Linked DNA regions of Homo sapiens: all the other regions are linked to region 1. The links are chromatin loops, found by intact Hi-C in ENCODE. Cell type or tissue: MCF 10A. All regions are shown on one strand. Links, peaks and the distances in the headings refer to the core of each region. The heading gives the core; the rest is flanking DNA. Region 1 has its middle 21 kb from the start of LINC01967. Region 2 overlaps AZI2 (5-azacytidine induced 2). Region 3 has its middle 51 kb from the start of LINC01967.

Region 1 (11,013 bases), core at 1,735-9,734:
TAAGTCCCCAATGTCTATTTTTGCCATCTTTATGTTCATAAGTACCTAGCATGTAGATCCCACTTAAAGCAAGACCATGCAATATTTGTTTTTCTGTTCCTGCATTAATTTCCTTAGGATAATTACCTCCAGCTGTATCCATGTTGTTACAAAGGACATGGTTCCATTCATTTTTATGGCTGTGCGGTATTTGTGTATATGTACCACATCTTCCTTATACAGTAAACCGTTGATGAGTACCTAGGTTGATTCCATGTCTTTGCTATTACTAGTAGTGCTGTGATGAACATATAAGTATGTGTCTTTTGGTAGAACAATTTATTTTCTTTTTGATACATATCCAGTAATGGGGTTGCTGGGTCAAATAGTAGTTTTAAGTTCTTTGAGAAATCTCCAAACAGTTTTCCGCAGTGGCTGAACTAATTTATATTTCCACTGACAGTGCATAGGCAGCTCCTTTTCTCTGCAGCCTCACCAGAATCTGTTTTTTGATTTTTTAATAATAGCCATTCTGACGCGTGTGAGATGATATTTCATTGTGGTTTTGATTTGCATTTCTCTGATGATTCGTGTTGCTGAGCATTTTTTCATATGCTTGTTGGCCGCTTATATGTCTTCTTTTGAGAATTGTCTGTTCATATCTTTTGTCTATTTTTTTATGGAGTTATTTGTGTTTTGCTTGTTGCATTGTTTAACTTCCTGATAGATTCTGGACATCAAATCTTTGTCAATTGTATAGGTTGCAAATATTTTTTCTCATTCTGTAGGTTCTGTTTACTCTGTTGATGGCTTCTTTTGCTTTACAGAGTGCTTTAGTTTAATTAGGTCTCACTTGTCAATTTTTGTTTTTGTTGCAATTGCTTTTGAGGACTTAATCATGCATTCTTTCCCAAGGACAATGTCCAGAATGATGTTTTCTTCTAGGATTCTTATAGTTTGAGGTCTTATATTTAAGTCTTTTGTCCATCTTGAGTTAAGTTTTACATATGGTGAAAGGTGGGGATTTAGTTTCATTCTTCTGCATGTAGCAGCCAGCCAGCTATCCCAATACCACTTACTAAATAGGGAGTCCTTTCCCCATTGCTTATTTTTGTCAACTTTGTCAAAGATCAGATGCTGTAGGTGAGTGCCTTTATTCTGGGTTCTTTATTCTGTTCCATTGGTCTATGTGCCTGCTTTTGTACCAGTAAATGTATATTGCAAATCCTAAGACAACCAGTAAAATACTTTAAAAAGAGGCATAAATAAAAATCCAACAGTGGAGATAAACTAGAATCATAAAAAAACTTAATCCAAAACTAAGTAGAAAAAGAAGTAAAAAAAAAAAAAAAGACAGAAGAGGAAACAAATGGAAAATACCTAGTAAAATAGTACAGTTTAATACAATCCTATTCATAATTATATTAAACTTAAATCATTTACCTGTACTAATTAAAATATGAAAATTATCAGATTGGATGAGAACATAAAATATCCATATGCTATCTACAAGAAACACTTTAGATATAAAGACTTAAATAGGTTGAAAATAAAAGGAGGGAAAAAAGATATGCAACAACACTAATAAAAAGAAGTCTGGAGCGGCTATAATAATATCAGACAACATCGACTTCAAAAGGAAGATATTATCAGAGATAAAGAGGACCATAATGATAAAGGATTCAGTTTTCCAAGAAGACATAACAATCCTAAATGTGTATGCACCTAACAACTGAGTTTCTAAATTTATGAAGCAAATGTTTTAGAGCTGAGAAGAAAAATAGGCAAATCTACAATTGTACTTGGAGAGCTTAATGCTGCTCTCTCATCAATTGGTAGAATATGTAAGAGAGAATCAGCAAGTGTATAGAAGACCCAAGCGTCACTACCAACATACTTAACCTAATTGATATTTACCTAACACTCCACCCAATAACAGCAGAATCCACATTCTTTCCATGTGCAAATTAAACACTCACCAAGATAGACCATATTCTGAGTCGTAATACAAACCTTAACAATTTTAAAATAATCAAATCATACGAAAGATTTTGTCTACCCAGGACAGAATTAACTTAGAAATCAATAAAAAAAGATATGTGGAAATTCTGCAAATATTCAGAAATTAAACATCATACTTCTAAATAACCAGTGAGTCACAGAGGAAGTCAAAAAGAAATTAGAAAATATTTTTTACTGAACTAGTATGAATACATAACATAAAATGTATGTAAAGTTTCCAAAGCAGTGCTTAGAGGGAAATTTGTAACATAAAAATCTTTATATTATTCTTATATTAGGAAAAAGTTCACAAATTAATGATCTAAGATTTCACTTTAAGAAACTAAAAAAGGACAAATTAAACCTGACATGAGCAAAAGAAAAGGAATATGAAAAATAAGAGTAGAAATCAATGAAATTTATAAGAGCAATACAATGGAGAAAGTCATCAACAAAACTAATGAACCTCTAATAAAACTGATAAAAGAAAAAGAAATCAAGACACAAATTACTACTATAAAATGAAAGAAGGTTGAAAAGAAATAACATCACTTCAAACACTACATTAAAAGCATAAAAAAAAACCAAACTGATAGCCTTAAATTAAATAACTTAGATCAGGGACTGATAAACTTTTTCTGTAAAGATCCAGATAGTAAATATTATAGGCCTTGTGGGCCATGCACTGTCTCTATTACATACTCTTATTTTATAATTCCTTTAAAAAGTAATATGATTCTTAGCTTACAGACCATTCAAAAATAAGCTACATTCCACATTAATCTGGTTCATGGGCATATTTTGCTAAATCCTAATATACATGAAATGGACAAATTCTTTGTGCCACATTATCAAAGGTCAGTCAAGAATAGATTACTTGAATAATCCTATATCTATTAGATCAATTGAATTTGTAATTGAAAACATTGCAACCAAGAAAACTTCCAGACCCCAATAGCCTCACTGCCAATATCCTACCAGACATTTAAGGATGAGTTAATACCAAATTTTTACCAATTCTTTCAGAAATTAGTAAAGAACTGAACACTTTCCACCTCATTTTATGAGATCAGCATTACCCTGAGACCAAAATCTGACAAAGGCACTATAAGAAAACTTTAGACCAACAACCGTCTTGAACATAGACACAAAAATCCTCAATGAAATACTTGCACATTAAATTCAGTATGTATAAAAAAGACTAACACACCATAATGAAGCAAAATTTATCACATAAATAAAAAGTTTGGTTTTACATTTTAATATCGATATAATTCACCATGTCACAGAATAAAGAAGAAAATCCATATGATTATTTAAATAAATATAGAAAAAGCATTTGAAAAATTCAATATTCATTCATGATACAAAGTCTAACCACATCGAGAATAAAAGGAAGTTTCCAGTCAGGCGTGGTGGCTCACACCTGTAATCCCAGCACTTTGGGAGGCCGAGGCGGGTGGATCATGAGGTCAGGAGATCGAGACCATCCTGGGTAACACGGTGAAACCCCATCTCTACCAAAAATACATAAAAAATTAGCCAGGCTTGGTGGCACACGCCTGTAGTCCCAGCTACTCAGGAGGCTGAGGCAGGAGAATGCTTGAACCTGGGAGGCAGAGGTTGCAGTGAGCCGAGACTGCGCCACTGCACTCCAGCCTGGGTGAAAGAGCAAAACTCCGTCTCAAAAACAAAAAAAAAAAAAAAAGGAAGCTTCCACAACCTGATAGACGGCATCTACAAAAAAACTATCATCACATTTAATGATGAAAGACTGACTGCTTTCTCATTAAGAATGGGAATAAAGCAAGGATATTCACTCCCAATACTCCTATTTCAGATAAAGAGATGAAAGCTATATAGATATGAAAGAAAAAAAACACCTATATTTGCAGATGGCATGACTGTAGAAAATCCCAAAGTTTCTACTAAAAAGCTACTAAAACTAATAAGTGAATAAGGTCATAGGATACAAGGTGAGTATTAATTAATTAATAAAAATTAATTGTATTTTTATATATTAGCAATAAGCAGTTGGAAATAAAAATTTTTTTAAATCATGTTTTACAATTGTACAAAAAGACAAAAAATACAGGCAATATCTGTATAAAACTTTAATAAGAGAAATTTAAAAAGACATGAATAAATGGAGATGTATATAATTTAATTTTTATGAATTGTAAGCCTCAATATTATTAATGTCAGTTCAATCCTAAATTGTATGCAATCCTAATCAAATTATCAGCAAGAGTTTTGGTAGAAATTAACAAGCTGATTTGAAAATATATGTGGAAAGCCAATCTAGAATAGCCAAAACAATTTTGGAAAAGAAGAACAAAATTGGAGCTGTTAACATTATTTTGTTTCAAGCCTTATTATAAAGTTCTAATTATCCAAAAAGGGTGATGTTGGTGAAAGCATATAAACACAGACCATTGAAACAGAATAGACAGTCCAGAAATGGTCCCAAGCATTGTATGGTCAAATGATTTTTTGACCAAGGTCCAAAGACAATTCAGTGAATAAAAAAGTTAATCTTTTCAACAAATGGTGCTAGAATAATTTGATATCAATATGCAAAAATGTCAATCTATACCTTGAATTATATACAAAATTTTTACTTAATGCAGAGTACATGCCTAAATGTAAAACCTAAAACTATAAACTTCTAGAAGGAAACATAAAATATTTTGTAACTTGAGTTAGACAAGGATTACTTACATATGATACCAAAAGCATAATGCATAAAAGAAAGAATCTGATCAATTAGTCTTCACTAAAAATAAAAAGTTTTTGCTTTTCAAAAATCACTGTTAAGAACATGAAAATGCAAGCCTTGAATTGGCAGAAAATATTAGCAAAACTTATAATTGGTAAAGAAGTTGTATCCAGGATATATAAAGAACTCTCAAAACTAATCAAAAAGAAAACAAACTAATAAAGATGAACATAAGATTTGAACAGATACTTTGCCAAAACTTTGAGAGTCTGGGGCTGGAGGATCACTTGAGCCCAGGAGTTTAAAACCAGCCTGGGCAACATGGTGAGACCCCATCTTGCCTCTCCCCCACCACCAAAAAAGATATATTAATGGCACATAAGCATGTGAAAAGATGCAGAACTGATTAATTATTAGGGAAATGCAAATTAAACCTACAATGAGATACAACTACATACCTAATAGAATGGCTAAATTTATTTTTAAAAATTGGCTGTGAGAGTCTTATAGGTTGCTGATGTTGGGAAATGAGTATGGTATTTTCCTATAAAATTAAATATACATTTGCCTTATGACCCAGGAATTACACACACACAAGCACACAAAACCACACACACACACACACACACACCCCTGTGTTTAGAGGGTATGTTTAGAGGGTATTATTGCCAAAAAACTGAAAACAAGCCAAATGTCCTTCAACTATTGGATGAACAAACAAGCTATGGTTTGTCTATGTAATGAATGCACCCAGAAATAAAAAGTAGTGAACTAGTGACACATGCAAAAATATGGATAAATCTCAAAAGCATTATTCTAAGTAAAAGAAACAAGATTCAAAAAACTATATTCTGTATGATTCCGTTTATATGATGTCATACAGCATATGATGAAAGAGCAAACAGAGAGACAAAATAAATCAGTGGTTACTGGAAGGCTAGGATTTTGCAGAGTGACAGACTACACGCAGCATGAGGGACATTTTTGGAGTGATTACATGTTCCATATATTGATGGTGATTGTGGTTACATGACCAAAACCAACTACATCAAAATGTTCCCTGTGTTAGCCCTTCTGAATATACTGCATAGAATCGTAGTGTAATGCATTAATGGAAATGGCTGATTTCACAGGGTATTCCCCAGCATAAAACTTCGGTTTATGTTGATGGAACATCTTTCTCATAGTTGGCTTTTTTTTTACACCAATCTAGATAAGAAATCCCTTTTGGCAAGAGCTCTAAATTTATATTAGGTCAGAATGTTTGGTGACACATTGGAGAATTACAGAACTGGGGCTTCCTTATTATGTAATAAACAAGAAACCCTCAAAGTTCTGAGCATGTAATATTTCTTAAGTATCTTATATTTCTTTTTCTGATAGTCTCCAAACCATCTTTTTCAAATTAGGAAAGCAATGGACACATTACCATTTATCACATATAAAAGCTCCACCAGGAATGGGGGTGGGTTCTTACATGTTTCTAAAACCCAGTTAAGGAAAATGATCACATTTAGAAGAAAGAATGATGGAGACTTCATTCTGTTGCAAAACCACTAGTAAGATCAGCCTCCTATACATGGTCGGGGTCAATAGAAAACAATCAGTTTTCACCTAAAGCCATTTGTTTTTGAACATCCTCATTAATTTTATCTTCTGAAAAGAACTTGGCCATCAAATTTATATCAAATATCAGAAGATTGTCTTTTGGTTTTGAAAGGTGTCTGAGTCACTTAAGAATCACAGGGTTCTGTGCTTGAGGAAGAGCTACTTTGGTGTTGAAAGGTGTCTGAGTCACTTAGGATATGTAGAAAGATGGCTCTTTGCCAGCACATGGGTTATCTAACATCTGAGCAGCCCAAAGTTCATGTTGGCTGTTTGCATTAATCACCATAATTTGACTAACAAGCCTGAAGTGACAGCTCAGCATCAGGATGGCACGAGGGCCACAAACCGAACAAAGAAAAGAATTTAAAAAGGAAGAGTGGTGAAACAGAAATCCCCCATTCCCCTCCATGGCAGTTGAGAATTTCCAAAATGTCAGTAAAAGCATCAACATTTCAAGCAAAAGAGACAGTGAGGGGGAAGCCCAGGTGGGAAGAGCACAATTCCAACTTCATGTTCTCTTATTCATGGCTTTACTTCTTCCTGCAAATCTTAGCCAGTTTCTGACTTTGGGCTGTGGCTCTGTGTGAGGTGTAACCATACCTAGACCCCAGGGTAACATGGTTTCGTTTGCTACGCTGTTCAAGAATCCAGGGGGCTGGGCGCGGTGGCTCACACCTGTAATCCCAGCACTTTGGGAGGTCAAGGTGGGCGGATCACCTGAGGTCAGGAGTTCAAGACCAACCTGGCCAACATGATGAAACCCTGTCTCTACTAAAAATACAAAAATTAGCCTTGCATGGTGGTGCAAACCTGTAGTCCCAGCTACTCAGGAGGCTGAGGCAGGAGAATCACTTGAACACGGGATGCGGAGGTTGCAGTGAACCGAGATCGCGCCACTGCACTCCAGCTTCGCCAACACAGTGAGACTCCGTCTGAAAAAAAAAACAAGAATCCAGGCTGGGCCCATCTGATTGCAAATAGTCAGATTTTGCTGTTTTTCCTTCAAAAAATATAATCATTCTATCTCTAAGACCTGGATAAATTAGAGTTTTTTTATAATTTCATAAAAAATAAAAATGAACATTTTATTTACAAGAAACAGAGTAAAGCTACATCCCTCACCACCACTACCACCCTCCACCACCACACACACACCCAAAGGCATAAAAATAAATGACCATTGAGCACAGATTACTTATTTCTTAAGTAATTCAAGTCAATCGATTGGCTTAATTCCTGGGCAGTTTTTCAACTCAACCTTTTCTCTTTCAGTTTGCCTGAAGTACATCACCTGCCAAGTATTATGGCTATATCTTTTAATGAAGCATGGCCTCCCTGCTTCTTTCGAGTGGTCAACTTAACCTACTGGTCATGTGTTGGCATCCCTCCCTGAAATCAAGGAGCTTCTCCAAAAATTCTCTCCCATTTCCTGAACTGAGTTCCACAGAATACTATTTCCATGGAATGTCATTTGTGTTTAAAAACAACAACAACAAAAGGTTTATGTGGTGAGATGAGATGAGCAAATATTCATTTGTGAGAATCTGTTTTGAACAAACTTAAACAAAAAGCAGGACTCCTCAGAACCTTTCATATGTGTGTGTGCCTTGTGAATCTCCACAAGCAAATACGGCATACAAGGTTTCCCGAACTTACTTGACAAAGGAGCTCATTTAATTCTCTCATTCACAATACCTACTGTTTCATATAATACAGTTTGGGAATTTCTGTCAACCTCATAATTTCTTTTTCTAATAACAGGAAAGACTACTTCCAGTTCTAAAAATCCAACACTATATTTCATCCCCTGGTCAGAATCCCACCACCAGCTCCTAGCTGATTTGCTGACCAGGTGTAAGTGGCACAACTGGATTCCAACCTCTCCTGCCTGAGTTTACCACTGTCTCATCTCTTCAGGTGCTAGAGATGCGTCTTTTATAGAGAGTAGATTTTTGAAATTGGATTCATCACAGTTATATTTTATGATTACTTCACACATATGATAACACCAAAAAGAATGTGCTCTCACATCACCCCAAGTTAATTCATAGCCCAGGGGTATATAATGTTATCTCCCCTACCAGATAGTCAGCATGTACCCTTCTGCTCCCTCTTAACAAACTAAGTCTTTAAATCTGTTTCTTAGTGAGTAGCCATAACACATCATAAAGGATCCCGGATATTTAATGAGATAAAAATAGATATGACTATACTTTTCTTTCAAGCCATAGCTAGTCTTCTTGTTCATAAAATAAAGCCTCATTTAGTGGCTGGTGCCTGTAATCTTAGCACTTTGGGATGCCGAGGTGGGCGGATTGCTTGAGCTCAGGAGTCCAAGACCAGCCTGAGCAACATAGCAAGACCTCATCACTATTTAAAATAACAACAACAACAACAACAAAACCTTTATTTAAAAGGAAAATAGTTTCTCTTTACAACTATATATCTATCTGATAACTTTTGATTTCTGAAAACAAGAAAATATAGTGATATACTGCCCTTTTGATTGCTATTTGAACATTATTTCAGTTTTCTTCAAAAGTAAGAATAGCTGGGTGCGGTGGCTCATGTCTGTAATCCCAGCACTTTAGGAGGCCGAGGCGGGTGGATCACGAGGTCAGGAGTTCGAGGCCAGCTTAACCAACATGGTGAAACCCCCGTCTCTACTAAAAATACAAAAATTACCCAGGTATGGTAGCACCTGCCTGTAATCCCAGCTACTCAGGAGGCTGAGGTAGGAGAATCGATTGAACCCAGGAGCAGAAGTTGCAGTGAGTCGAGGTCGTGCCACTGCACTCCAGCCCGGGTGACAGAGCGAGACTTTGTCTCAAAAAAAAAAAAAAAAAAAGTAAGAATAAATTCAATTTGGAGAAGCATTTATTTTGATTAAGTCAAAAAATTCTGTACATATCTTATTCTGTGTGTGTGTTAAGTGTGGGTTCTTAGCATTTGGAAGAAAACAAAGATTGCTGAGGGTAGGAGGAGGTGTCTCCTGTTTTCACAGAGATTTCAATGCTTGAGTCATCCTTGTCATTTTCAAACTCAACTGCTTAAAACTGAGTCACAGGGGTGGGGTGAAGTGGGGATTAAACTGAGTTTTGAAATAAATCTAACAACTGCAATAGGTAGTCACCCACAACAGTCACCCAAGGAGGCCACCTCACACATTGCTCCCTCATATACATTTTCTGGTTCTTTTCCATCACTCCCTGGAAAGAATGTGTTAGGCTGTGTTCACTTCCCAAACATGCCCTCTCCTCTTGGAAATGACGTGGTTACTAGCAAAACAACTCTAAATATTTGGACTTTTATAGCTTACCACCAATATATCCTGAGGTTTTCCATATGGAACAATAGTTAACTTATTAAAACCGTTGGAATAAAAATCAACCATTTTTTATTCTTATATCTCTGCATTATTGTGAGGAATAAATGAGTTGGTATTTGTAGGATAATTTGAGTAGGGCTTAACACAGAGTGTGTGTACTTAGTAAATGTAAATAATAAATGTCAGCTATTACTACTACTATCACTACTTCTACTATTACCATTGCTATCAGTGCCTCATTCAATCTCAGAGTGTTTCCTTGAAAATTAGACCTGTGAAGTGTGTTTTAGAACCCTGCTTCTCAAAGTGTAGTTCACACGGTCTGCAGACCAGCAGTGGCAGTATTACCAGGTAGCTTGTCAGAAACACAGAATCTTTAGTTCCTTCCCAGATCTACAGAACCAGAACTTGTGTTTTAACAAGATCCATAGATTGTTCATATATACATTAATATTTGAAAAGCACTCAGACAGCAGAATATTCTGGCTAATGGGATATACAGATTATCAATTCTCAAAGACTTCAAACAAGAATACAGCAAAAGAAACTTACTCTTCTAAATTCTGAGGGACAAACCTGAGACACCAGAGGTCTGCTTAAATGCCCTGTATTCTCAGGACACTCGTTGCTAAGAAGGGAGAACTGAAAGAATGAAGGCATGGTTATCACTAGTGCTTATTGACTATCGGACAGTTCATCTTGTATATTTCTTTGGCACCTCAAATATAATATGTCCAAAATCAAACTCCTGGACTCTGTATTAGGTTGGATTTTCCAGACACACATGCTGAAATAAAGATTCCTGTGACAGTGATTTATTAGAAATGTTTCCAGAAAAATCTAGTAAGGAAGAGGAGAAGTGGAACTGGAAGAGAAAGAAGCTAAGTAAGGAAGAAATGTCCAGTGAAAGCCTGTGGGGAAGGAGAAGTAATTGTGATTCAGTCACTCAGGGGACTCTGGAGATAGTGTAAGTCCTAGCAACACAAAGTGTGGTCTGTACACCGGCAGGTCGACATCACTAGAAAACATGCTAGATGTGCAAAATCTCAGACCCCACACTAGTTCTACCAAATTGAAATACGCATTTTAATACAATCCTCCAAGTGATTCATAGGAGTGTTAAAATTTGAAAAATACTGGTATATTTCATTATATCAAAGCAGTTCTAACTAGGAGCAAAGATGGTGAAGTATTTATATTCCATCGCTGTGTCAGTCTTTGGTTAAGGGCTGGTCCCAGAGTCCTTAATTTCCTTAGTAAATTCCCTTCCACTTTCTGCCCTCTGTGCATGCAGGCAAAGGAGTTTAAGCAGGCTGAGGTCAGCCCCTGGCAAGGAGACCCAGGATCTGGCTGCGCTCAAGTGTTGGTTAAGAGTGAA
Region 2 (8,000 bases), core at 1-8,000, 290 kb after region 1:
GTAAGAAAGAGAAGCCAGGACAACCAGTGGGCTAGATGATTTCACTTCTACTTCTTGCTTCTGGGCTTCTACTCTTTTCCTCTTCTGCTTCATCACAACCTAGACCTGAATAAAAACCATCACATTTTCTCTAGGAAAAGTGCAATATATAGCTAAGGAAAAGTTAAAGGAAGTTGATATTATGTGAAGGTAGAACAGAGAAATTAACATAAACCTAAAAATTAAAAAATAAGTTAAGGTCTTAGCATATGGATACAGAAAACTGTTGATATTACAAATAAATGGAAAAATATGTTAATTCTGTTAGAATATTTATAACAAGTAACTGGCATACCCTGCTGAGTTTCCACCTCTGTCCTCAGCTGGAGGAGTTCTACTTCTTTAGATTGTAGCTGCTCATTCAATACTTTCAAAGATTCAGAGTTGTCTTTATTCTAGTTAAGTAGGGAAAATGCCAAATTACATTCAATAAAATCTACACGTTGGTATATTGTAATTTTCAGGAAGATACTGAAAAAAACACATTCTTGTCTTTAAAAGCAAGGTGACAAAATGAACTCAGTTTCTCAGAAATGTCTTTTTTTCTTTTCCTAATTTAGGACATCATTATTCACTGGCTTAAAAAAAAAAAAAGACTAAATCTACCATGTCATAGTTTTTCAAAATAAGTCGGTGGTGTTAGATGTATTTAAGTCCTAAACATCATTACATACTAAATATTTTACATAAAAATAAGTTAAAATATTACTAAAATTTCCATTTTGCCTTGAACATGTATACAAAATTTTAATTACTAAATGTAAATATTTAACTTACTTCTAATTTTAAACCTCTTGAAGGAGAAAATTCATTTCCAAAATGCAGATGTCATTCGCTTCAAATCAACTTACCATTTTGTCCAGTTTGCTCTTCAAATTATCTCTATCAATGCAAACCTCTCGATATGCATGATAGGCCTTATTTACTTGTTCTCGTCCCACGGAACTTGTTTCTTCTTCAAATCGAGCTATTAGCTAACGGTATGAAATTAGAAGAGAAAGCTTAAGAGAGTATTCTATAGATAAAAAATAAGTCAGTGTTCTGATGGCTCCATATCTTACTTCAATCGTAATAAGGGGATAAAGCCTGGATTCATTAGGTGAGTATTTCATTTCCACAAATTAATCTTTACATAGAAAGCAAAAATGTGTAGAATATTTTTTGAAGCCTTCTATGCTTTTACATAATCAGTATTTTATAATTCATGGTGTCTGTTTTATAACATTAAATCATCATAATCACAACAGAGTATAGATGTGATACACACTGCTTAGATGTTTTTTAAATTAAAAGTATCTAATTTCTATAATCAGAAAAAGCAGCACCTTAGGGCATACTTGACTTTTTTTTTTTTTCGAGACTGAGTTTCGCTCTCATCACCCAGGCTGGAGTGCAATGGGGCGATCTCAGCTCACTGCAACCTCCGCCTCCCAGGTTTAAGTGATTGTCCTGCCTCAGCTTCCGAGGAGCTGGGAATATAGGTGCACCACCACGCCCTGCTAATTTTTGTATTTTTAGTAGAGACAGGGTTTCACCATGTTGGCCAGTCTGGTCTTGGACTCCTGACTTCAGGCAATCCACCCACCTCGGCCTCCCAAAGGGCTGGAATTACAGGTGTGAGCCACCGTGCCCAGCCAAGGCATACTTGACTTTTTAAGAAATAGATGTGTGTGTTAATTTGTTAAATCCTTTATATTACAGGATAGGAATTAATAGGATTGTTGGTCATGAAGTACAGAAATATTTCCAATGTTAACTATACATAAAATCCCATTTTTCTACTAAACTTTAAAATAAAGCTATGTGCCCCAAAATGTTACCTTCTCTCACTGTATGCCAATATGTTACAAATTTACATAATCAACATTAAAGTAAATATAATTCATATGAATACAAAGAAATTATAATTATTTTACAACCGACTCCTTTTCTCTTACTTCCCACCAAAAATGAATCAAACTCTACCAAGCCCCATCTTCAAGTTTTTTTTATATAGGATAATTCATTTCCTTGGATAATTAATTTATATTACACAGGACAATGCATTCTTTACCCTTTGTGGTAGCTGCTCTTTGTAGGATAAAAATGCTCTTATCTGAGCTGAAAAAATACAAACTAAGCTAAGTTAAAACTTTAAAACTCAAAAATAAAAGGATGACTGAAGAATATTCCTCATACATAAAGCCAAGTAGATTGGTGCTTTATATTGAATCAGCTACCTTACTTATATATTCTGTAACAGTTAGATGTGTCACAATTATACATGGAAAGGTAAACAGAAAACATCAGTTGATCAATTAAAAGCATTATTCCTATTACATGTGTTAAAGAAGAGAAAGAATGTTGAAGTAAAGATTTCAGCCTTGGTAAAGATATTATTAAACCTATTGGACAATGTTCCAGAAGCTTCCTCCTTTGATACTTAATTTCCTTTGTTGGTATATCTTTTTTTTTTTTGCCCAGATTTGAAAATTCTGAATAAAATACATACAGCTATGGAGGTAAGTAAACCTGAAAATGAAAGAAAAATATTTGGAATATAACTCCAAGTTGTTAAATCCTCTCCTACAAATATTTACCAAGTACATGGTATGTGAAACACAGGATAAGTATAATGCCCAGAGTTTTCAGATTAGCAGTGAGTTATTCTTGGAAATTTAGTACAATCATGGAAGACAGGACAAAAAGTATTCAAAATTTCAAGTATTTTGAATTATTCCTTATGTCACAAACGCAATGAAGGTAAAAGATAAAAATTACCTTTTCTTCCAAAAATCTTATTCTCTTCTTTAACAAAGAGTTCTCTTTCTCTGAATCCTTAAGTCGTTTTTTGATGTCTTCATATGCAGTGACAAGAGCAAAATGGGAAGCAACAGATTCATCTCCTGAATATATTGAAACTGGAGTCACTGTATCTCTCTTATGGGCTTTTTCATGATTCAGAATACAGATATCATCTTCTACCAGTGCATCCATGACAACTGTTTAAAAGAAAAAAAATATGAGTGACAAATGTCTCACTGAATAAGTGAAAAGGAAAAAAAGTTATAGTTAAGAATAATGTAAATACTAGGACAATGTTTAAAAACCAGACTGCCTGGGTTGTATTCTAAACTCTACCATTTAGTGTCTGACTTTGGGCAAGTTGCTTAACCTCTATGCCTCAGTTTCCTTATTTATAAAGTACAAGAAATAACAGCAAATACCTCATAGAGTCTTAAGAATATTAAATTATATCTATAAACCACTTAAAACCATAATTATTAGTATGTTCTATAAAAATCTGAAATATCAGTTTCATTAAAACAATCAAAATTTTTTAAAATACTTCATCCCCAAATATATCTTCTCCTAACATTTCCACTTAGATCTATTAGTAGCAAGTTTCATAGCTTCTCAATTTATAAATTTTCAAAAGTTCTTTGAGTATAATTCATTACAACAACATATTAATATTATATTATAGAAGTCTTAATGCATACTCTATCTTTCCATACCAGTAATTGGCTATGTTTGTTGTATATTTAGAATAGAAGACAAATTAATTAACATTTGAGTGTCCAATATGTCCCACTATAATGCACTACATTCTTTTAATATTATCTCTTTTAATTATCTGAACAATTCTATGAAATATGTATCATCTATATTTTATAGGTAGGTCTTAGAAAGTTGAATTAGCCCTGTTAAATCTAGAAGAATGTTAAGCTCTGTGAGGGCAGAAGCTTTGTCTGTTTTGCCCATCATTTGTGTCCCCAACTCATCACTGTGTAGAAGTTGCTCAATAAATATTGATTACTGAATGAAGAGTGGGTAGAGTAGGATTCAAATCAAACTCTGACTCCAAAACCTAAGAGAAGAGCTCGTTACCTTCATTGTTTAACGAAAAACTGACTTGCTCTGAACATCTACTTTTGCTGTTAGGTTCAGCATTACTTCTCTGAGAGTTAGGTTCCTGAAAAACATGATGGAAGGAGAAACTGTGGCTAAAACCTTTTAAGACCTCCTGGGAAAAACAGAATAAGAGGGACTTTAGACCATGCAAGAGAACCTAAAAAGTCCTTTTAAATATTTTTTAGTTTAAAATAAAAAACTAAATATAGCACTCTAAATAAAGATTATCAATTGAATTTCATGTATCTTAGATCAGTAATTATTACTAGAAAGTGAGTTTTTAACTATCCCTTGCTTGAAATAAAATTTGGTTACTTACTAATATCAGTCACTGTTCAAGAACATTATAGATGAAGAAACTGAGGTAGGAGGAATTTAAGTATTTTTTCCAAAGTAACATAGTAAGTGGAGAGTTGAGATGTAAACATAGGCAATTTAACTACAGCCACGTTTCCAACCCGTGTTTCACTATGCCTGCTTTCTTCCAAAATGTCTAATCTCCCTCCTGTGTCAACTAATCCCTTTAACATTTCTTTTGCCTTATTTCAGATCACATGAATACTAACAAAAGGTTTTGTGTTTTTCTGGGTCTGGTCTTATATCATTATATTTTTGCTTTTCTAATTGTACAATTAAAAACTTCCAATTGTCAACTAAAGCAACAGCTGGGAGCATCTAAGCAATTTGTATCTAGAATTATAAGAAAGGCAGGTTAAAATAAATGTGTATACTACAAGTCTTGAGTAGGTAAAACCTGCCATCCAGTCAATCTTCATTAACATCAATTTAACATTTTCTAACCATACAGGACAACTCCCACTCTTAAGGTACAATCTTTCCCAGTTTTTCAATAAAGTCCAAGAACAAGAATAGACTATGCTATCTACAGTATACCAAAAAAGTGGCGGATTCTCAGAACCATAATTACTCATGCTGCTTCTGATGCAAGCTGCATTTTCTCCTAATGATGAAAAGTTTAACTTTTCTTCCTCTAAAAGAGTTTACTTTTCAGTCTCCAGATTCAATGATATTCCAAAATAAGAGCAAACATCATTCCAGTCATGCTACTGCTAGCTGAAACTCTCATTATTTCCTTTCAAAATAAAAGTGCAGGTTATTCTCATATTGCAAACTGAAAGTATGCATATATATCTTCATATAAGACTCTTACACATGCACACACACACACACACACACACACACACACACACACTCCCCTTAAAAGTAGAGCAAGTAAAATAGTCACAGACGGCTAGGTAAGTGGTAGAATGCAGCCTGGTTTAAGGAGAGGTAAAATTGTACCCACAGTAGACATTTGACTTAAATAATTTAATACTCAACCCAATGGGCAGGATTTATTCGATGTGGATTTTTTCTAAAGACAGCTGAAAACAAGAAATAACATAAACTGCTCTGCGAAGTCAAAAACAGATACCCTGCAGTTTGTGTATTTTAAGGATTGGGCTCACGCACTTCTGTTTTACACAAACTTCTAACTAGCTCAGCTGGGATTTACTTGTTCATTTTTATCATGAAACAATCATTTACACAGCAAGGAAAACCCAGAGAGGCAGAGTTGTGCAGAAAAATTATTATTATACCATAAAGGTAGGTAATAAATTTGAAACAACAGAATGTTATGGGGGGTCTGAGGGATGGGGAGAAAAAGTGGTTTTCAAAGAAGATACCACAAAAGAGCAAATGTCTCTTAAGACTGTACTCTCATGTGAAGAGGATGGTTATTTTCATTGTACTGTACTTATTGTACTTACACCTTTACAGTTTGTTAACTTCCAGCAGGGGAACAAGTTCAAAGATCTAAGTGTGGGGAGAAAGGTTGAGAAGAGGAGTGGCAGGAGATGAGATTAAAAAGGCAGGATGGAGACAAACTGAGATGGTCCTTCCTGGTAGAGGCACTGTGGATTTTGGTGCTTATTCTGCTGAATTTTAAAAACACAGGCCTGGACATGATTAAAGGGTGTGAATACTTACAATGTTGATTTTTTTTTTTTAATTCACAACCAGTGAACTACTTAGCATTATGCTAAATGTTTACAAACATTATCCCATTTAATTCTCAAGACTACCCTATGAGGTACAAAATCTTATCAAACTCATCTCACAGATGAGAAAACTGGGACCTGGAAAGGTAAAGAAGCTTAGCTAGGATCACTTAATTAGTATGAACCAGGACTTGGATTTTAGAGCCTGAGCTATTAATATTTTCCCCTCTCCAATGAATCTTTTACAAAATCTTACACTCCTACAAATCTAGGAACCCCTCAGAAGGCTTACAAAAGTACTTTACATGGAAGGGGGTATATTGATACAATAATGTCACATTTTATACAACATGATAGCTAGTCATTTTTAAGACAATATGAGTAGTCAGACTGGTTTACCTATTGATATGCTACCTTTTTATTTATAAATCAAAAGTTGCATATATTATGTAAGAAAACAATGGCATAAAAGGATTTTTCAAGTTTTATACCATTATTCTATATATTTATTCTATACACTATAAACATTACTTAGAATACGCGGAAAAGCAGCATCAAATTGCTTATCTGTCCTAAAAGTTATGTAAGAAATAGCCATATATTAAAACACACAATGTGCTAGCACCACATATATGTATCAACTTTTATTGTTTTAAAATAACTGTCATTTAAATTTGTTATAAAATGGAAAATTAAAATTTTAATTACTATCCCTGCAAAAATTAATATGAAATCACAAGCATGAGAATATTAATACTTATCATATTAGTCTGTACAAACCAGACTTCTGGAGAGTAAAAGCTACAGGTCCAGGGAAAATGAGATCATAGAAAGGAAACAATACAAGGCAGATATCCCATTATATTTATTAATATAATGAAAGGAAAACTGTTAGCAAAGTAAAAAGTAGGCTATGTGTTGCCTTTGGTGTTATTGCTACGCAAGCATCCTTTATAAAATGTATTTCTACAGAGAAGTAAAGGGAGCTGTGGTAATCAGTCTCATAATAAAGATTCAGTTTTAAACACTTTTGTTGCAATGAAATGGCTGTGTGTGTGTATCCAAATCAGCTGGCCCATGAAGTCTGATTTTCTAGATAAATGGTAAAAGTGTAACTGGCTATTATTCTATTTGACAAACTAGACCAAGCTAGTTATATCATTTAACATTTGAAGAAACTTAACATTATACTGAGTCTTATTTATCATAATTTAAATGCTCTTAAAATAATAAATCTTTGTTAGCATTAATCTTTAAAAAATAAGTGCCATGAGCAGAATATTGTTATCAAAAATTAAAATTACCAAAGACTAGATAGTATTTTAAATAGTCTAGCAGAAACTGAACTTTCAAAACTTAACAAACATCAAAACACTGTCCAAAGACAAGCTTAAGTGGACTTCTCTCAGTGATGAAAATCAGTAATAAATGTATTCCACAGGGACATTCCATAAATAAATTTTGCTTTTCCAAGGGCATTCTAAGAAGCTGGAGATGACTGAGGGCAGTGTTTGACAAAGGTGTGGACCACTGCCTTAGAATTCCTCTGCATTCTGTTAAAAAATACTGATTCCTAGCTTCCACTGCAGATCTATGCAAATCAGAATATCTGGGGTGAAAAACTGCAAAGTGCACTCTGAATAAGCACCCAGGTGATTTTAAGTCATATTCCAATTTGAGAACCACTCATCAGAAAGAACAAAGCCAAGCAGTTACCACGTAATTTACAGAATTCCAATTCTTAGTATCCTTGAACATTTGTGGGCACAGTTAGTTCTATGTTATGAATTAGTAAACACCCTTTAGATTTTATTTTTAATATTATAGAAAGTAATTTCACATTCATCATCTCATCACAATATAGTGGGGTGTTAAATAAAGCACATTTATAGGCAAATGTATCTATATGTACTCATGCAAACATTTTATATATTTGGCAATTAAATTTTGTTTCTCCTTAGAGGTTTACTTAAATATAAAAAGCGAATTAGAAAAGATTGAGGTAAACACTATTGACAATTATTTTTGAGAACAATGAAATTTCCAAGAATGATAAAAAAGAAA
Region 3 (11,013 bases), core at 1,583-9,582, 73 kb before region 1:
ACTTAAAAACATTTGTTTTTCTCCAGTTGCAAGCTTAAACTACACATACACACATATACACACACTCATAAGTATTTTGTGTATTTACATATGTATTTTTAAAGCATTGAAGCGCTCCCGTCTTGAAATGAGTATCCTAGGTGCTCCTCAGTGGTTCTAAGTGGTTCTGGGTGAGGATGGTTTGTGTAGCTCCTGAATTTTAGCCTTGCTCCTGAGCTCAAGAGCTTAAAGATCTGTAGAAGCTGCAGAGTGGAGGCAAAACTTAAGAAGCAGCTCAAATCTAAAATGAAGAATTAAAAATAACAAAATGAAAATAAAGATCACCAACTCCATCCATTAAAACCTATAAACAATAATGGAATCGTACTATACATATATCCTACAACTTTTTTTGTTCCTGGCTGTTTCCATAAATGTCGATCTCCTACATTATTTTGTACTCGTGTCGTTCCATCATATTAGTGTACCATTATTTAGACATTCTCAGACATTCTGTTATAGATGGGCTTTTTTTTTTTTTTTTTTTTTTTTTTTGGCAGGATCTTATCATGTTGTCCAAAGCTGGCCTTGAACTCCTGGGAGTCAAGCGATCCTCCCACCTCAGCCTTCTGAGTAGCTGGGATTACAGGTTTAACCACCATGCCCAACCTTGATGGGCCTTTTAACATGCTGCAGTGAGCATGTTTGTAGAACTTTATGTACTTGCAATACTTTAGGATGGATTCCTAAAATTAGATTTGCTGCTGCCAACATTTTCTTCAAAACAGTACACCTGTAAGTCCTTAGCAAACAGGAGTTTCTTCTTTCCCAAAATTTTTTTCCAGCATTGGTTCTTAGCAAGCTATTTAAATTTTTGTCACTGATAAGCAAAATGGCTTCTTAGTCTTTTAAATTTGCATGTCCTTAGTTATTGCCAAGCTTTTCCATCTCTTCTATGTTTATTGGCCATTTGTGTTTATTTTGTGTGAACTGCCTGTTTAGATCCATTGCTTAATTTTCTATTACATTGACCTTTTCATATTAATTTATTTAAAGTAATTTTGTATTTTGAATATTAACCATTTATTTGTAATATATTGTGTTTTCTCCTAGTCACTTTTATTTTTATGTATTCTTTGCTTTAAAATTTTAAAAAATATTTATACAGTTATTAAATTTTTGTATTGGGAGTTTGAATTTTAAGCTTTCCCACCCCCAAGCTTAGAAACTATCTTCCATACCTTTAGTTTTCATGCTTTTATTTTTTTATTTTTACATTTAGATCTCTAATTCAGATGAAATTTATTTTTGTATGTAATACAAGGTAACATCTAACTATTTTCTTATATATAAACATCCAATTGCTTTAACAGAATTTGCCTCAATCCATTTTCCTTGGGATTTAAAATACTACTTTAGCACATATTGAAACAGGATATTTCCCTGACCCCTTCGCGGGACTCTTGACAGGGGTGCCATGTTTACTCAGCCTGTCACTCTCAACTCCTTGCTGGAGGGAGTGAGTGGGCAAACGAGGCGGGAACTGGAGTACACCAGCGCTAGAACAAGTTAGCTGCTTCAGTGTCAACAGGAGCAAACTCCACTAACTTGGACCTGCTCTATTCCACTCCTCACAGGAGGGAGTGTGCAGGTGAGCAGGTGCAGGAGCTGGGGTGAGACTTTTGGGCACCAGCAGGAGCAAACTCTGTGCAGGCCCCACGACAGCATCTGTGGGGGTACCTGTGACTCCTGAAGCCCCAGTGGGCATGTTACAGTACCCTTTTAGTTCTGCTGTCCACATATAGTTTAAGTGTCAACAGGTCAGTGGGCCCTTTTTTATCTGCACTCGCTCCTGAGCTCTTGTCTATTGTCAAGGAAAAATGAGGTTGCATGAACCAATTGAAGGATGGTAAATGCAGGGGATTTTATTGCCAGTGAAAGTAGCTGTCAGTGGGAAGGGGAGCTGAAAAGGGGACAGGTAGGTAGGTAATCTTGTTCAGAAGTCTGGCCAGAGATGGCTGGATTCTTCTCTGAAGTTACACCCTCAAGCTGTCCCTCTGAAGTCAAGCCACTTGTCTCCAGTGTCCAGCCATAGTTGTCCTGACATCCAGCTGCTTGTTCCTCTCTGCTGACTGAGTCTAGGGTCTTTATAGGCAGAGGATGAGGTGGGGTGGGGCCATGGGTGGTTTAGGAAAAGGCAACATTTGAGTGGCAAAACAGGGATTTTGGGCTGCAGTTTCAGGCTTTTCAGCTTGAGAGTGGGGCTTCACCATGAACCCCTCCCTTTTCTGCCTAGAATTTTTCTGCCTCCTGTCCCTATGAATATTAAATCTCTACTTATTCTACTCCTATAATTACTCTGTTAATGCTAATCTCCTAATTATGATACATTTTCCAAATTATCTTGGCTATTTTCATGTATTTTCCCAGGTTTAATATCAATTTGTCAAGTTAAAATTAAATACACATCTAAAACAATTGCTTTTGTAGTGAATTATCTGAAATTTACATATTTATTATTTCCATTAGATAATACGGCATATCTCTCCATTTTTTCAGACATTATTTCATGCCCCTCAGTACAATTTTAAAGTTTCCTAGATATTCTAATATTTTTGTTGCATCACTTTATGCAATAGTTTTTTCTTCATTTAATCTACCAAGGAAATAAAAATGTGCTAATAGGTTTTTTAAATATTGAATCATCCTTGAAAATGGTGTATTTTAAAAATTGTTTTACTGCATTTGATTTTACTGCACTGACATTTTGCTTAGAAATTTTTGTTTGTATATTAGTAAGGGATAAATCACTAGCACTTTTCTTTTAGTGCTATCTTTTTTTTTTTATTCTGATGTGAACATTGCATTGATTTTGTAGTCTGAATAACACAAAACTGCCTGTTTTTGGAGAGTTAGTTATACTCTGAGCCTGGAATCTTATTACAGATCTTTGACAAACTTTTCATTTCCTCTCTGGATTAGTAGTCTACTTGATTTTCTATCTTTTCTTGAGTATTTGTTTCCATTTATGAATGTCTTCTGTATGTATTCAGAGAGATTTTCTGCACAGGTCCTTAGGGATGCTTACCTCCGCCAGTATTACAGTATTTTGGGCAACTCTTCCCCCAAATAATTCTCTCTAGCACTACCCTCTGACCCTAGATCACACAATTCAATACTACCAAGTGCTTAAGAAACTTAGTATCTGAGTGCCAGTTAGATTAGTACCACCAATAAAATCATGCTATGCCTTTGTCATATAAGCACAGAAAGGAAACAATCTTGACCTCTATATGCCAGCTGGCCACAATAGGCAACCTCAAATTCCCTGATGTGGAATTTTCAAGCAATTGAAACTAAGTCTACATAATTTCCCTAGCAATCAAAGAGACAACCTCCACCTCCCCACTCCCTCAATCCTTTTTGGTTTTTCACTAACAGCCCTATAATATCACAGCTTTACAAACGTCCTGGCATTTATTTTCTTGCTGTACAGGGTAGAGACAAAATAAAATCCTTTGTGGACCTGCAAGGAAATTCTCAATTATGTTTTCTTCTTTTACTTGAAACCACCTACTCTTTTTCTTTGCATATTTTTCAGTTGGATTAAAGAAGGCTGGAGTTGAAAATGTTCTGACACTTAAAAAATAGTTTTTGTCAGGAGGGTTTTTCCCAGTTTGAAAAATAATTCAGTGTGCCTCCAAATAAACAAATGCATCACAAGAACTGGAAGCCAAGAGGCTAAAAACCAACCAACCAACCAAACAAACAAAAACAAAAACAAAAGAAACTCAACCCTAACATCTGCTTAGGTATATGTCAGTACTTGGCGGAAAAAAATTAAACTCACATCTGTTATGGCTGCCTAGATCCCTACAATGTGACATATGCTTCGATAGGTCCAACTGGAAAGCAAGACCCAGGAAGAGACAGATTCAGCTTTCAGCCAATGATTCTTTGGATTGTCAGAAATTTGGCTTTAAGTTTCAAAATCTGCTCTCGACTTTCTCATTAAATTACCTTACTACAGATAATCAGATGGTGATGTATACAGTTTCAAAATAGAGAAGGTTTAAAAAAATATTTAGTTCATGGAATTGTTTTACAAATGAGGAAACTGAGACACAAGAAGATTCATTAATTTGGTTAATATTCAACAGCTTGGTAGTAGCAGAACTCAGATCAGAACCTAGATCCCATGACTGAGAAAACATATTCTTTACTCTACATTGCACAGCTTTTATACAGGTAAAGAATGAACCTTCGAAAACAAGCTGGGGTCTCTCTTTGGTTCCATGTATACCTGAAGACTCTTGAACCTGCCATATTCCAACAGACATATAAGATTTATGCAGAGTAATGTAAGATGTGGTATGTGGCAAACTTTAAAAGATATGCAAAATTACATAACTGACACTTTAGAAGACTAAATGAGGTGCATATAAAGCACTTAACATAAAGCTTGGCACCTATACAGAGCTTAATAAATGCAGACAGTACCTCGAACATAGAGGCACTCAATTAATATTTGTTGTATCAATGAATATTTATCCATCTTCTTACTAAAGGCTCCTTCTGGGATATTCCCAACCTTCAAAATAAAGAAAACTGTCTCCCAGGATGAGTACGTTTCTTTAGGCAACAAGATGCCCCTAGCATAAATTCAACACTTTCAGCTGAGAAACCTGGGCTGTCAATCTTTAGTTACCTCATGGTGGCAGACAGTACTGGGTTCTTGTCAAAAACTGGACTTTTGTTTGATGTTGTGGCAGAGACTGCTGGTGGCCCACTGTATAAGTTAACTATTGTGACAGTACTGCTGCATTAGCAAACAACCATGAAGATTTGTGGAAATAGCTCATTACTGGAGGAGGTAAGAGAAGATGAGTCCCTATGGGAAAGGGGCAAAAAGCGAGGATGCAGGCTTTAAAGGAATATTTTCATGGAGGAAGATTATAAGAATAGCATTTTCCTTGTCTTCCTTTTAAGAACTAGAGGCATTTAATTGCATCAGAAATAAGTATTACTATGATGTCCATCTCTTCATAACACAGTGACTAAGACTACAGAGAGAAAACTCTAGTTCCTTTACAGTGCTCACCCATTGTAGCAAATGGGGAAGTCAATCACGTTTCAAAATCACGTGGATATGAGTCAGCATGCTGGTTCCTGACTTACTAGATCTTGCACAATATATCAGTAATAAGCCTAAATTTCCCAATCTAGCTGTAAAATGGGGATAATGTTAGGATCTACTCAGAAGGTTTGTGGGTATATTTATATGAAACACCTTGCTTTAGGCCTATCTTTTAATATTTGGTTGGGTCTGGCTGCTCCAGCATCAACAAGTTATACCAGGTCCTTCTCCCAAACCCTCCAAAAGGCCCGACCATACACCTGACTTTCGTGGATGGAGATGGTATCTCATCAGGACAATACCATTTAATTCTTTTTCTTTTATCTCTATTATTCTGGCACCAATTTGATAGTCACCATCACCTCACGGTTAGGACTTAGACACATAGTAGGAGTTCACTACACTGTAGTGGTTTCCCCCTCAGCAATTGCGCTGCAAGAAAATACTTAGAATTAAAAAACAAAGTAGGACACTAACTAAAAGGAACTCGAGAGTTGGCAGGTTGGTAGGTAACTAGCCATGGTGTGATGCTCACCTGAGTAAAACAATGGTGGAGAATAGCAAATAGGAAGATAGGACGAGACAATGTGGAGTGCTATTGTAAGTCTACTAGGTGAATTGCATTATTTGTAGCAAACTGAGCTGTAAAGTGAGAAATCAGTGAGATGTGAGATTTGCTGATGATATTGGATAACAATGAAGTAAAAACCAGCAATTTGGAGACTTCACCTGACTTGAACAAAATGTTTTCAAGTAGAAGTATTATGAATTCTGAGTTACAAAAAATCATTTTAGCTTTTTAAAAAATTGTTGAGTTAATTGTAGATTCATATGCAATTATAAGACATCGTACAATGAGACCCTGTGGAGCCTTTTCTAAGTTTTCCCCAGTGGTAACAACTTGCAAAGCTATGGAACAATATCACAACTAGGATGTTGACATTGATGCAGTCAAGATACAGAATAATTCCATCACCACAAGAGTCTTTTAAATTATCCTTTTATAGTCATACCCACTTTCCTAAGAGCCCCATTTCTCGCTTAACCCCTAGCAACCACTAACCTGTTCTCCATTTCTATAATTTTATCATTTATAAATGGAAATGTAACTTTTTGAGATTGGCTTCTTTCCCCCACTCTGCACAATTCTCTAGATTTTCATCTAGATGGTTGCGTGAATTGATAGTTCATTCTTATTTACTGCTGACTAGTACTCTATAAGTATGCACATATTACAGTTTCTTCAACCATTCTACCACGGAAGGACACCTGTATTGTTTCTAATTTGGGGCTACCATAAATAAAGCTGCTATATTCGTGTACAGGTTTTTATGTGAACACCAGTGTTCATTTATCTGGAAAATTGTCTACGTGTGCAGTTGCTGGGTTGTATGGTAGTTACATGTTCAATGGTTTTTTTTTTCTTTTCTTTTTTTTTTTTTTTTTTTAACAAAACCACCAAACTATTTTCTGGAGTGGCTGAACAATTTTACATCCCCTCCAGCAGTACATGAGTCATTCAGTTTCTTTCTCCACATCCTACCACCATTTGGCATTGTCACTATTTTTTATTTTAGCCATTCTGATAGGTGTGTAGTGATATCTCATTGTGGTTTTAATTTGCATTTCCCTAATCGCTAATGATGCTGAGCTTCTTTTCATATGCTTATTTGCCACCTGTATATCTTCTTTGGTGAAATGTGTCTTCATGTCTTTTTCCCATGTACTAGTTGAATTGTTTTCATTTTTGCTGCTGAATTTTGAGAGCAATTTGTGTTAGAGATACTAGCCTTTGTCAGATATATGGCTGGCAAATATATTCTCCCAAACTGTAGCTTTTCTTTTCATTCTCTTAATAGAGTCTTTTGCTGAGCAAAAGTTTTTAATTTTTATGAGGTCCAATTTATTTCTTCCCTTCTTGGAGTATGCTTTTGGTATTAAGTCTAAGAACTCTGCCTAAGAACTCTGCCTAGTCCTAGATTCCAAAGATTTTCTTCTGTTTTAGTCCTAAAAGTTTTACAGTTTCATATGTAAGTCCATTATGTATCTTGAGTTAATTTTTATGAGGTGTGAGGTTTAAGTAAAGGTTCATTTTTTTTGTCTATAGATGTCCAACTACTCCAGCATCACTTGCTGAAAAAGCTAATCTTCCCCATTAAATTGGTCTTGTGCTTTTGGGGAAAAAAATAATTTTGGCCTATTTGTGTGGGTTCTATTCTCTTTCTGGCTTTTCTGCTCTGTCCGATTGATCTATGTGTCCATCCCTCTGCCAATATTACACAGTCTTGATTACTGTAGGTATATAACAAGCCTTAATATTTGATAGAGTGATACCTTCTGTTTTATTTTTCTTTGTGAAAATTGTTTTGGCTATTCTATGGCTTGTTCTTTTCCATACAAATTTTAGAATAAGCTTGTTCTACCTACAACAGAACTTGCTTGAATTTTAATAGGAATTGTGTTAAACCTGTATATCAGTCTGGGGACAATTGACATCTCTAATATGTTAAGTCTTCCAGTTCATGAATAGAGTATATTCTTCATGTATTTAGGTCTTATGTGATTTATTTCATCAAAATTTTGTAATTTTTAGCATGCAGATTTATACTTGTTTTGTTAAGTTTATATCTAAATATTTCATTTTTTTGGAGTGGTTATAAATGGTATTGTGTTTTAAATTTTGCTTTCCACATGTTCATTGTTAGTGTTTTAAAATGGGATTGATTTTTGCATGTTGATCTTGTAAATTGATCTTTTAGAATCAATGTTATTTAAAAATGTATTTATTAGTAGTCTATTCTGTGTAAATTACATCATATCTTGGGGAATATTAAAGTGTAATTATCACTACTTATATTGTATTCCATATATGGAATAATTTTAATCCATAGATTTGATGAGATGTCCTGCAAAGAGACAGGGAGGAAGTATTGGGTAAAATGAGTCTAAAGAGTACAAGATGGGGGAAAGATTGCAGATCTAAGATTTGAAATACCTAGATTCTAGTTGCCTTCCAGATATTTTCTATGGCTCGGGTAAGCCACTGAATGACTATCTCATCTGTAAATGGTTCATACCACTTAAGTACTTTTTATTCCCCAGCAACATATTTTAGAATCCAATGAGATCATACTCATGCTTTGGAAATATAGAAATGCTACACTAAGATAAAGTTAAATTTTCTTTCCTTGAGTGATTTAAGTAATTAAGAGTCGTTTTCGACTTGGAAAATGCTTTTAAGTTTTAGTATCAAGGTGAGATGTGTATTATCAAGGTAGCCTGTCTACAAACAGCCATGCAGCCATGGTTCTGGGGAATGGGAGTTAATTACATCACACTATGTATGAGTGAGTGTCCCTTCCATCCAGGCCAACTGGGCATTATTACAAGTACAAGTAATTGCCTTGCCTTTCATCACTCGCCTAAATCATTAGAACACAAGATTATTAAACTAAGACCTTACCAATTTAGCTGCTCAATGATGAAGTCTATTAGACCATCTGCTACCTTATCAACACCAGGCACAGCAAGTCCAGGCAACTTTATACCCAACATGTAGCATCATACTGCTTCCAATAGGTCCATATACTGTTTTTAAAGTGATTGTTATTTAATTGCTAGGGCTAACAAGCAATCCAACAACTGCTTCTCAGCTGTCAGTAAGACTTGCCAAAAGTGGACTGTTTGGTTCAGAAAGAGCCATCCCACAGCGTAAGTTTGTTTCAAATCATGTTATTCAGGCTAGAGTCTGGAAAGATTATTTCAGGAAGGTATGACTCTTAAAGACACAGGATTATGACCACATCCTCCTCTCAGCTCATGTTCTCTCACTATATGAAGGCACAGTTATTTTAAGGTGAATAGCAGAAAGAAATGTGAATATAGAAAATATGCACATTTATAGTTATCTCCTCTCTCTGGTCTTTCCTCTCTGTTCTACCTCTTATCTTTACCTGAAGGCTGAAGTCACTTCTATATTGTTCACTATCATATCCAGCACCTGGTAGGTCTTTAACAAATATTTCATAAATGAGTGAATGTTATCTAAGTGAATATATAGGTACACTCACATATACAGGGAGAGAGGTGAGAGATGATGTGCACACAGAGTTTGATGATGATGTGCACACAGAGTTTGATGATGATGTGCACACAGAGTTTGATGATGATGTGCACACAGAGTTTGATGGGAGGAGGAAGAAATGCTTGCAGGAAGCCCTAGGCAGTTTAGTCACCTCTTTCTCTTTCAGGTACTACTGAGAATCAAAAAAACTAGAAGAAATGATCTGGATAACTTGGAGAACTGACATATTAGTAAAGCACTGAAAAGGAAAAACGACAATGTCTTGGGTAAAAATGGAATGGGGGCTTTGCCATCCTCTTCTCCCAAATAAAGCCTGTTGTACCATTCTTCAGTGACACAGCTCCTCCACGAATCCCTAATACCTGCAGTAATGAGGTGTAACCTACTTTCTGGCACTTAACCATATATTGCTTGATAGTGGTTGATACAGTTTGGATGTGTGTCCCTGCCCAAATCTCATACTGCAAGGTAATCTCCCTGTTGGAGGTGGGCCTGGTGGGAGGTGATATGGTTTGGCTCTGTGTTCCCACCCAAATCTCATCTTGAATTGTACCGCCATAATTCCTACATGTTGTGGGAGGGACTTGATGGGAAATAATTGGGAATCATGGGGGCAGTTTCTCCCATACTATTCTCGTGGTAGTGAATAAGTCTCACGAGATCTGATGGGTTTATCAGGGGTTTCCACTTTTGCATCCTTCTCATTTTCTCTTGCCACCGCCACATAAGAAGTGTATTTTGCCTCCCGCCATGGTTCTGAGGCCTCCCCAGCCACATGGAACTGTTAAGTCCAACTAAACCTCTTTTTCTTCCCAGTCTCGGATATGTCTTTATCAGCTACATGAGGTGGTTAGATGCTGGGGGCAGATTTCTCATAAATGGTTTTGTACCACCTTGCTTAGTACTGTCCTCATGATAGTGAGTGAGTTCTTGTAACATCTGGTCATTTAAAAATGTGTAGCACCTCCTTCCTCACACTGATGCTCCTGCTTTTGCCATGTGAGCTGCCTGGTCCCCCTATGCCTTCTGCATGATTGTAAGCTTCCTGAGGCCTCCCCTGAAGAAGATGCCACTATACTTCCTGTACAGCCTACAGAACTATGAGCCAATTAAATCTCTTTTCTTTATAAATTACCCAGTCTCAAATATTTCTTTATAGCAATGCAAGAATAGACTAATTCAGAGGTATTCACCAAAGTGTATGACAACATTATAAGTTCATCGAAAGCAAGACTGTGGTTGCATGTGTACCATAGCTGGCTAAGTACATAATACATATTGACCCTTGCAGACTGACTAATGGAAGCAGCTATGTTTTATCTCCTCAGCAGGTTGACAGAGAAGGAACATGTATCTCTAGGTCACTTCCTATTATGTTTTTCAAAGGTTCCAGGTGGTAAATCCACAACTTCAAAAATTCCCTTCTGGTACCCTTAAAAGAATTAGTGGATAACAGGGCCCCTCCCTTAAAAAATTTTCCCCTCTTATTACTTCACTCAGATTGCTTAGGATGTCAAATTCATTTGGAACATTTGAAAAAAGCGAGGGTATAATGAAAACAGTGGGTTCTTTGAAGTCAGACAAACTGGGTTCAAATCCAGTCTCATTCCTCCTTATAACTCTGAGAACAAAGGCAAGTTATTTAACCTCTCAAACGTTGTGCTTTCTTCTTTTATAAAAAGGTGGTGATGAGTGGTTGTTAGAATTAAACGTGTATAAAGCTATTAATTGAGATAATGCCTGTCATTTAGGTAATTATCAACTTTGACCTCTATGATCCTTGATTTCTCTTCCGAAGAAGAGGATAATGGTG

The links. Peaks named below come from ENCODE experiments on the same cell type or tissue, not always from the same donor. Only the 100,000 strongest peaks of a DNase experiment are listed, where the experiment ranks them.
Region 2: a loop joins it to region 1, with 13 times the contacts of the local background. A loop is called at or near these places in 3 of 110 quality-filtered maps.
Region 3: a loop joins it to region 1, with 2.0 times the contacts of the local background. A loop is called at or near these places in 2 of 110 quality-filtered maps.

What each region holds. Positions count from the first base shown.
Region 1 is chr3:28,044,534-28,055,546 of GRCh38, forward strand. No RefSeq gene overlaps it. Among named protein-coding and RNA genes, the nearest start is that of LINC01967, 21 kb to the left of the region's middle. In MCF 10A, for the core only: no CTCF peak of the experiment used is centred there; DNase peaks (open chromatin) are centred at 6,518 and 9,448.
Region 2 is chr3:28,337,603-28,345,602 of GRCh38, forward strand. AZI2 (5-azacytidine induced 2) reads right to left here. Exons shown (of 8, transcript NM_022461.5): 2 at 2,800-3,020; 3 at 891-1,013; 4 at 335-434. The coding sequence starts at 3,015. Among named protein-coding and RNA genes, the nearest start is that of ZCWPW2, 7.1 kb to the right of the region's middle. In MCF 10A, for the core only: no CTCF peak of the experiment used is centred there; a DNase peak (open chromatin) is centred at 4,979.
Region 3 is chr3:27,972,014-27,983,026 of GRCh38, forward strand. No RefSeq gene overlaps it. Among named protein-coding and RNA genes, the nearest start is that of LINC01967, 51 kb to the right of the region's middle. In MCF 10A, for the core only: no CTCF peak of the experiment used is centred there; a DNase peak (open chromatin) is centred at 5,118.